2 separate regions of the Mus musculus genome follow, and region 2 is linked to region 1. A link is a contact called in ENCODE Hi-C or POLR2A ChIA-PET data. All regions are on one chromosome and are shown on one strand. The core of a region is the stretch at or near the end of the contact, and the rest is flanking DNA. Distances in the headings are between cores, read along the strand shown.

Region 1 (3,600 bases), core at 644-3,143:
CCTGTGACCATATGGCTAGTTCCCTTCCCCAGACAGAACAGAACAGGTCTGAGGATCTGGTCAGCCTTTCATTAAGTGTGAAGTCCCTGCTGAGGGCCAACCTTTTAAAAGATGCATAATTTGGGGGTCCTGGAACAGCTTCAGGAAGCACTTGCCCTCCCCGAAATTTCAGCACAAGGGGGTGGGGAAACAAGCAGAGATCACAGACACAACAGCAAACAACACACTCCTCACTTCCAACTCTCAGAGGAGACTCTAAAAACCATTTAGATCAGGATGGGGTGAAGGGCCCCAAAGGTTCAAAGAGGACAAAGCCAACAGTAACCAAGACCAGCTACCACTCACTCCAGAGCTACTAGTAGAGACCTCAGGAGCGGTCTCCCCCCTTCCATTTTCCATCGTTTGAGTGAATCATTGCATATAATTCCCTGCCTCCTTGTTCCAGGATCCAAACCTAGATTATCAAGATGTCTCAAGATGTCATGCCACTGGTGCACTGAAGCTGGTAGCAGGCCTCTTGCTGGCCCAGCCCAACAGTGGGTCATTCTGCACCAACTCATTAGCACAACCAGTAAGAAACATCAGGGCCTCTGCGGTTTCTACCCCAGACCAAGGGGAAGGGCCCTAGGGCTGGATAACTGGCCCTTGGTTTCCTGGGCAAAAGTATGCCAGGGCGGGGCAGGAAGGGTCTCTCAGCCCTGGAGTGACACAGCATACGTTAAAGAGCTCCCTAGGAGCCTAGAACCCATAGTAGTTGAGCCGGCCTGCCTAGTTTCCACTCGAAGTTACCTTAAAGGTTTTTTATCCCCCACAAGTACGTCGTCCTCACCAGGCGATAAAACCACGAGCAGTGATGATTCCTTGACGCGGTCTCATAACCTCTTTTTCTGCATAGGGCAGCTGGACAAGATTATGTCACCTCTCCTTGGAAGATCCCACCCTGGCCAGTGTGGGGTACTGGCTTGGCTACTAGGTCAAAGGGCGAGAACAGGGGATACTCAAGGCTTCTAACTTCTCTCTTTTCCGACTTTAATTAAATTGCCGGCTCAACTCTCTGAAGAAGCCCAAGTTCTGAGACAGGGCGAAAAGCCCGCCTGCCCACTGAGACCACAGCTCTAACCTAAGCGCAGGGCAGCCGGCCAGGCCTCCAAGGTCACGGGGAGGGGGCGAGGTGGAAAGGCTGGAGGGTGAGCCAGCTTCCCGCACCCACCGGGATAATCCCTCTCAGCTCCTTACAGTCGGGGCGGAGGTCCAGGCCACCCAGGAGGCGCGCCTCAGGCGAAGCGTAAGCCCCACCGGGCTTGGGGAAGGAGGGCAGCGGGAGTAGGACCTCCGCGGCGCCCCGAGCCCACCACGGGGACGCGCGCCCTCCTCGAGCCCCGGAGGGCGGGGAGACAATGCCGGCCCCGCCGGGCTAGTTCAGGCCGCACGCCTCCGCCCGCTGGACATGGGCTGCTCCTCCCCAGGGCGAAGGGCAGCGGAGGGAAGGCGCCAGGAGCGGTGGCCCGCAGGACCTCGCGCCGCCCGCGGCCCCGCGTGCACCTCACGCGCGCCGGCTCCCGCGGCCGCACACCCACCTCCTCCTCCAGCGGGCTGCCGGTGCCCGCGCCCGTGCAGTGCTCGACGTCCGGCTTCAGGTTGCTCATGGTGAGGGGGGACGCGGAGAGGGAAGCGGGACGCTCTGTCCCGTGGTGGGCAGGGGCACGGCGAGCCGTGCGCCCCCGAGGAGAGTGCGAGCTGGTGAGGAAAGCGGCTGCTGCCGCGTCAGGCTACGGAGAAAGGAAAGGGGGGGGGGATCACATTAAGTTTGGCGGGTGCGGGAGGCGGCCGGAGGGGCAAGGCACCGGGAACCCGAGGGAGCGGAGCCCGTGCGGCCACCGCCTCCGGCTTTTCAGGGCGGCCCGCGAGTGCGCTCGCGGCGGCGGGGGGCGGGCGCCGGAGGAGGGGGCGGGCGCCGGAACCGGCCTCAGCTGGGGCCCGGCCCGCCCCTCCCCCGCCCCGCCCCCGCCCCGCGCGCGGTCTCCGGGGGAACGCGCAGCCAATCCCCGCAGCCCAGTGCGGGCTCGCCCCGGCCCCGGCCCGGTCCCCAGCCCCGGCCCGGGCCGCGACGCTCCGGCCTTTCTGCCTTCCTTGGCTCCGGCGTTTTCCCGACTCCGCTTCCTTGGTCGACCCCCACCCCCTTCTCCCTTTCTCTCCCCGACTCGGCTCCCTTGCACCCCACCGTTCCCTTCTCCCAGACAAGTTTTTTAAACTTTGATGAACTCTCTCAGAGAACTTTTCTTAAAGGAGCCGCGCGGGCTTGGGTGGAGCTTGAGGTGACCCGCACGTTGCATCCCCAGCCAGGGCGAGGGCGGCGGCGGCGGCAGCGGGGCTCCCGGTTTCATGCCCAGATGTGGAGGTGTAGGCTGTCGCGAGCACATCGTTCGCCCCGAATTCCTGTCGGGTCCGGGCCAGCGGTTCTCTTCGCGCGAAGCAGCCGGGGACCGGGTTTTGGGGGTGAAGGCGAGGAAGGGGTAGGGCGGCAAACACCTGATCTTGAGCAAGTCACCGAGAGTTTTTTTTTTTTTTTTTTTTTTGGCTGAGTGACCTTGAGGAAATCACTTCCCCTATCTGGCCAGAGGATTCCAGCCCAGTTGGTGGGGATTAGAATACAAATTCTTTCCTCACTCTCACAACCTCCGTCACCTCAAAAGAGGAGGTGAAGGAAGCCCAATCCTTTTTAACTTCAGGAAGGGGGGGTACCTCGACTAACCTAGAAGGTTCCGTTCGTTACCTCCACCCCGCTTTTAAGACTTCTCACGGCTCGTTCTTTTTCCGCTCCAATTCCGAACCCCAGGGTGGGGGAGGGAAGAGCCGGCTGACGCCTAGGGCGGGGTCGCCTAGACTCCCACCCAGTGGTGGCGGGGGGGGGGGGGGGGGGCGGCCTCAGGGCCGGATTTTCCCCCAGGCCGAATAAATGCTGACCAGGACGTCTCCTGCCAGCAGCCTGTAAAAAACCGGCACCTACCTGAAGTCGCACTGGAAGAGTAGCGGCCCTGACTGCCCTGCGGAGCCGCCAGAGCACTGGGGTTCTTTCGTGCGCCCCTGCCCATGGGTTCCTTTATGTGCACTGAGACATCCCAGCCGCAGTCCCCGATAATCCTTGAGCAGCCATAGCTGAGAGGAGAGCGGATTGGGCTCGGCTCAGGTGTCTCCCGGTGGGATCTACTGCCCCGACTCAAAGCACGGAACTTAAGTCTTGGTAGCGGGATTCGGGGCGTGAGGCCGCGCTCAGAGGCGGTCCAGGTGAAAAAAAGTCTTGGTTTGCAGCCCCCTTACCAGTTAGGAACCTTGACCTTGGGCATTGGCTTAGTCCCTGGGGACTTCCCTGTGCGGACCTGCCAAATAGAGTTAGCTCCATCATGCGTGAGAGCTGTGCTGTGACTCCCTGATAACTTGTCATCTCACGGATAAGTAAATGGAGGTTTTGCCAATGATATGTTCACCCATTTGGGAAGTAATTGTTGAACCCCTACTGTGACCCGGGCCTGTGTACTTGACTATACTTATTTATTGGTAACACAGAATTGCCACTACACACACTAGTGCTAATGCTTGGGT
Region 2 (3,600 bases), core at 578-3,077, 46 kb before region 1:
AGCTTTAAAATACACACCACTTATCAGGCCCTACCCTAGGCCATTTGGAGCAATCTAGGAAAGAACAGATAACTGGTTTTTTGGTTTGTGTTTGTCTAGCTAGGTTTAAGACACACTGAAATGTGAGGAACACACAGCTGGAGAAAAGATGGAGCTGGAAGAAGCATCAAGTAGGAAATCGAGAGTATCAAGATCACTTGGTGAAAAAGGAGCTCAAGCTTCCAGAGGACCCTTGAGTGGCAGAGCCCTATGTAAACAGCCACAAGAAAGATGACTTGTAGGACGAAGTCATCTGGTTTTGGAGGGATCCTGACAGTTTAAGGAAAGGATCTGCTTACTCAAGGTCAGAGGCTATAAAAAGTCCAATGTGAAGATAAAAGATCTAGTATGGGGACTGAATGGGTTTCAAAAAAGTTTTGGAGGGTTTAGCACCGAGCCTTACAGGGGAAGGCAAAGGAATCATTTCTGAATTGCTAATGAAAGCCAAGATAATACATAAGCAAGTGGCATTACAAATCCTGAGGGATCAGAAAATTCTGGAATAGCTTTGGAGAAGAGCGTCTGTCTGGGACAGAAATGTGGGATATCTGAGGACATGGAAAAAGGGAGGGTAACTAAAGGGATGACTTCTGCCTACTTTGGTTGAAAGTTAAGAAACCCACACCATTTCAAAAGAATAATGCATTTCAAATCCTGGGGGAAACAGGGATTGGGTCTTGAGGTAGGTAACTTCCAAAGGCCCAGGATCTGGTTTTGGAGGCCCTGGAGTGAAATTTAAAAGGGGGTAGCACTTAATGATCTTCCCAGGAAAGGGGAGAGACTAAGTTGGGCATTGTAATGATTTTAAAGAAGGGGGGGGGCGGTAAGATGAGTACCAACTGAGACTTTGTAGTGTTTAAAGGGTAAGAGTGTGTAGAAGAGTGTTGGCAACATCATTGGAAAAACAGGCTGGAGGGCAGGAATGGACTCCATAGTGTTAGAGAAATAAAGAGTGGGGGTTCCCAGACAGGAAAATGGGGCCTACCTGGAGAAGGGTGGGGAAGAGAGTGGGACTGCACATCCCAAGGAGGTGGGAAGAGGGGGAAAGGGTTGAGTTGAGAACTGCCGGACAGAGCTTGTCTTTGGGGACAGCCAGGCAGGGCTGAGAGGAGTCTGCCTGGGAAGCAATTTTCACTAGAGAATGGATTTAAAGCGATTAAGTGACTTGTGGAGGAGTAAGAAAGATTTAGGGAAGATAAGAACCAATTCGGGGAATCTGTGGGAGAAAGCCCACAGTATGGGGGACTGGGCACCGTCCCACTGGGCTTAAGAAAACGGAGCGACTGACTGGCTATGTCCAGGTTTTTTTTTTTTTTTGGGGGGGGGGGGCTCCGGGCGAGGAGAAAACCCGGATGAGGGGGATGGGCAGGGCTGGAGGAAGGGGGCTAAAGGACGGAAGGAGGCCCGATTTCAGGACTCGGGTGGCAGTGGCTGGGATGGCGAGAGGAACAGTGGGAGCGGATGGAGCCCCCTGGGGGCTGGGGGCAGGCTGCGGGGGTGGGGGGGGGTGCGAAGGCCTCTGGAGCTGCGGAGGGAGGATGGGGGCGGGGAGCCTGCGCCGGGCCGTTACCTGTCCTGGGTGTTTATCATCCTCGGTGGCTCTGCTCAGGGTGGGAGGAGGCGGCGCGGGGAGTGGGTAGGTGGACGAGTGGGTGGGTGTGGGGTCGCGCGCGCGGGCCGGTCTCTGTGGGCTAAGTCCCTGTCAGGCCGCGGGCCGAGTGCCCTCCTCTTGCCTCAGCGAGCGCCTGCCTCCAACTGACCCTCCCCGGCCGCCGCCGCGCAACCGCCCCGCCCCCAAGTACCTCATCTGCATAGCCCCACCCAGCGCCGCTTGGTGTCCTGGGAAACTGGGGCCCACAACAAAGGGCGAAGCACCGCCCCGCCTGGGCGCAGGCGTACTAAGGGCAAGCTATCATCTCGGGAAGAGGGGCGGTAGCCAGGGAGAAGAGGGGAAAGAGGTCTCTCTCGATGCCAGGAACTCAGGTTCTGCTTGGCTAAGGCCAGTCTTCATTTCTGCTTTTGTTCTTTCTTAATCATTTATGTATGTTTATTTTTTATACACATTGGTGTTTTGCCTGCATGTATCTCTATATGAGGATGTCAGATCCCCTGGCACAGGAGTTACAGACAGTGTGACCTGCCATGTAGAGGCTGGGAATTGAACCCAAGTCCTCTGAAGACCAACCGGTGCTCTTATCCGCTGAGCCCTCTCCACTCGTTCATGTCTGCCTTTTGTTTGTTTTTTGATACAGTCTTTGTAGCTCAGGCTAGCCTCAGACTCACTGGAAGATGACTTGGAAACCCCCATCCTCCTTCCTTTACTTCCTGTCCTGCCAAGTGCTGGAAATAGTGTGCCTCACCACACTGGGCACTTGCTGCTTTTGGTGTGTGGCCAAACCGAAACCGGAGAATAGTATTTGTAAACCCATGTCACTAAACAAAACAAAATCTGAAATAGAAGAATACTCCTCATAGAGTAGCACCATTTCCAGTGTGAATCTAATCCCACAGATCTTTTCCTTCAATTCATAGTACAATGACAGTGGCTTCCAGCCAATCGGTGCAAGCTGCTTCAATCGATCATGCAAGGCACCTAGTGCACTGCCACTGTCTTACCTGGCCCTCTAATCACAGAGGCCAGGCAGCAATGTACACACACCCCCAAATCCCAGCCACACTCACAGGAGAACCCTAGTTGTCAAACCTGTGCAGTCAACTTAGACTGCAGTCAGTAGAGACTGTGTAAGCCTTTATCTATCTTAGCACCCAGGAAGCAGGGGCAGGTGAGGCTCTGTGAGTTGAAGGCCAGCTTGTAGTACGCAGGCAACAAGTTCCAGGCTGCTTAGTGTAACATGGTGAGACCCTATCTTGGGGGTGGGGGAGGGAGGGGAGAGAGAGAGAGAGAGAGAGAGAGAGAGAGAGAGAGAGAGAGAGAGAGAGGTGGGGCAGAGGGAAAGGGAGAGGATGCACTCTCAGACCACAGTGGTCACCTCAAATCATCCGTTCATTTAGTCAAAGTTCAGTAAATAGCTACATACTATGTGCTTCTAGCATGGGCAGGAATCCAGGAAGCTTCCACAATGGGCCAGGCAATGTACCTACCTTGGATGTCACAATCTGTCCAGAGAGAGAGGCCATCACAATATGAGGTAAGTACTCAGTCTGAAGGACACTGCAAAGAAAGCAACACGCAGAAGAGACAGCTTGAAAAACCTGTACTTTTTCACTTTGGTATTACTCCAAAATGCAGTGGTCAACATGACCTCCACTGCCAAGCTACAGTGCCCCTTGGGACCTAAGGATTCTGTCGCACACACAAGATTTTAGTGTTCAGATCATGGGGATACCAAGGAAGGATGGGGCTTTCACACTACGTTTTACTTTTTCTTAAAACAAAAATTGAAGTGGTAAAAGAACTGTCATGGTTATCCTTAGATATTCAGAACTGTTCTCTGGCTCACCTTGCTGGACATGGTGGCACACGCCTTTAATCCCAGCACTGGGGAGGCAGAGGCAGACAGGTCTCTGAGTTGAGGCCAGCCTCTACATAGTTCCAAGACA

The links. Hi-C counts contacts between places; a loop is a spot of excess contacts on that map. ChIA-PET counts read pairs that join two places held with the same protein, here RNA polymerase II (POLR2A).
Region 2: a loop to region 1 is called in a map of heart, with 2.8 times the contacts of the local background. The contact joins the promoter of Oaz2 here to the promoter of Rbpms2 in region 1. A Hi-C loop is called at or near these places in 6 of 37 maps with a recorded cell type or tissue (heart and mouse trophoblast stem cell). POLR2A ChIA-PET finds 5 or more read pairs at or near these places in 4 of 5 experiments (Patski and embryonic stem cell).

What each region holds. Positions count from the first base shown.
Region 1 is chr9:65,628,875-65,632,474 of GRCm38, reverse strand. It overlaps Rbpms2 (RNA binding protein with multiple splicing 2), which reads right to left and starts at 1,893. Exons shown (of 8, transcript NM_028030.3): 1 at 1,578-1,893. The coding sequence starts at 1,646.
Region 2 is chr9:65,674,775-65,678,374 of GRCm38, reverse strand. It overlaps Oaz2 (ornithine decarboxylase antizyme 2), which reads right to left and starts at 1,827. Exons shown (of 5, transcript NM_010952.3): 1 at 1,610-1,827. The coding sequence starts at 1,629.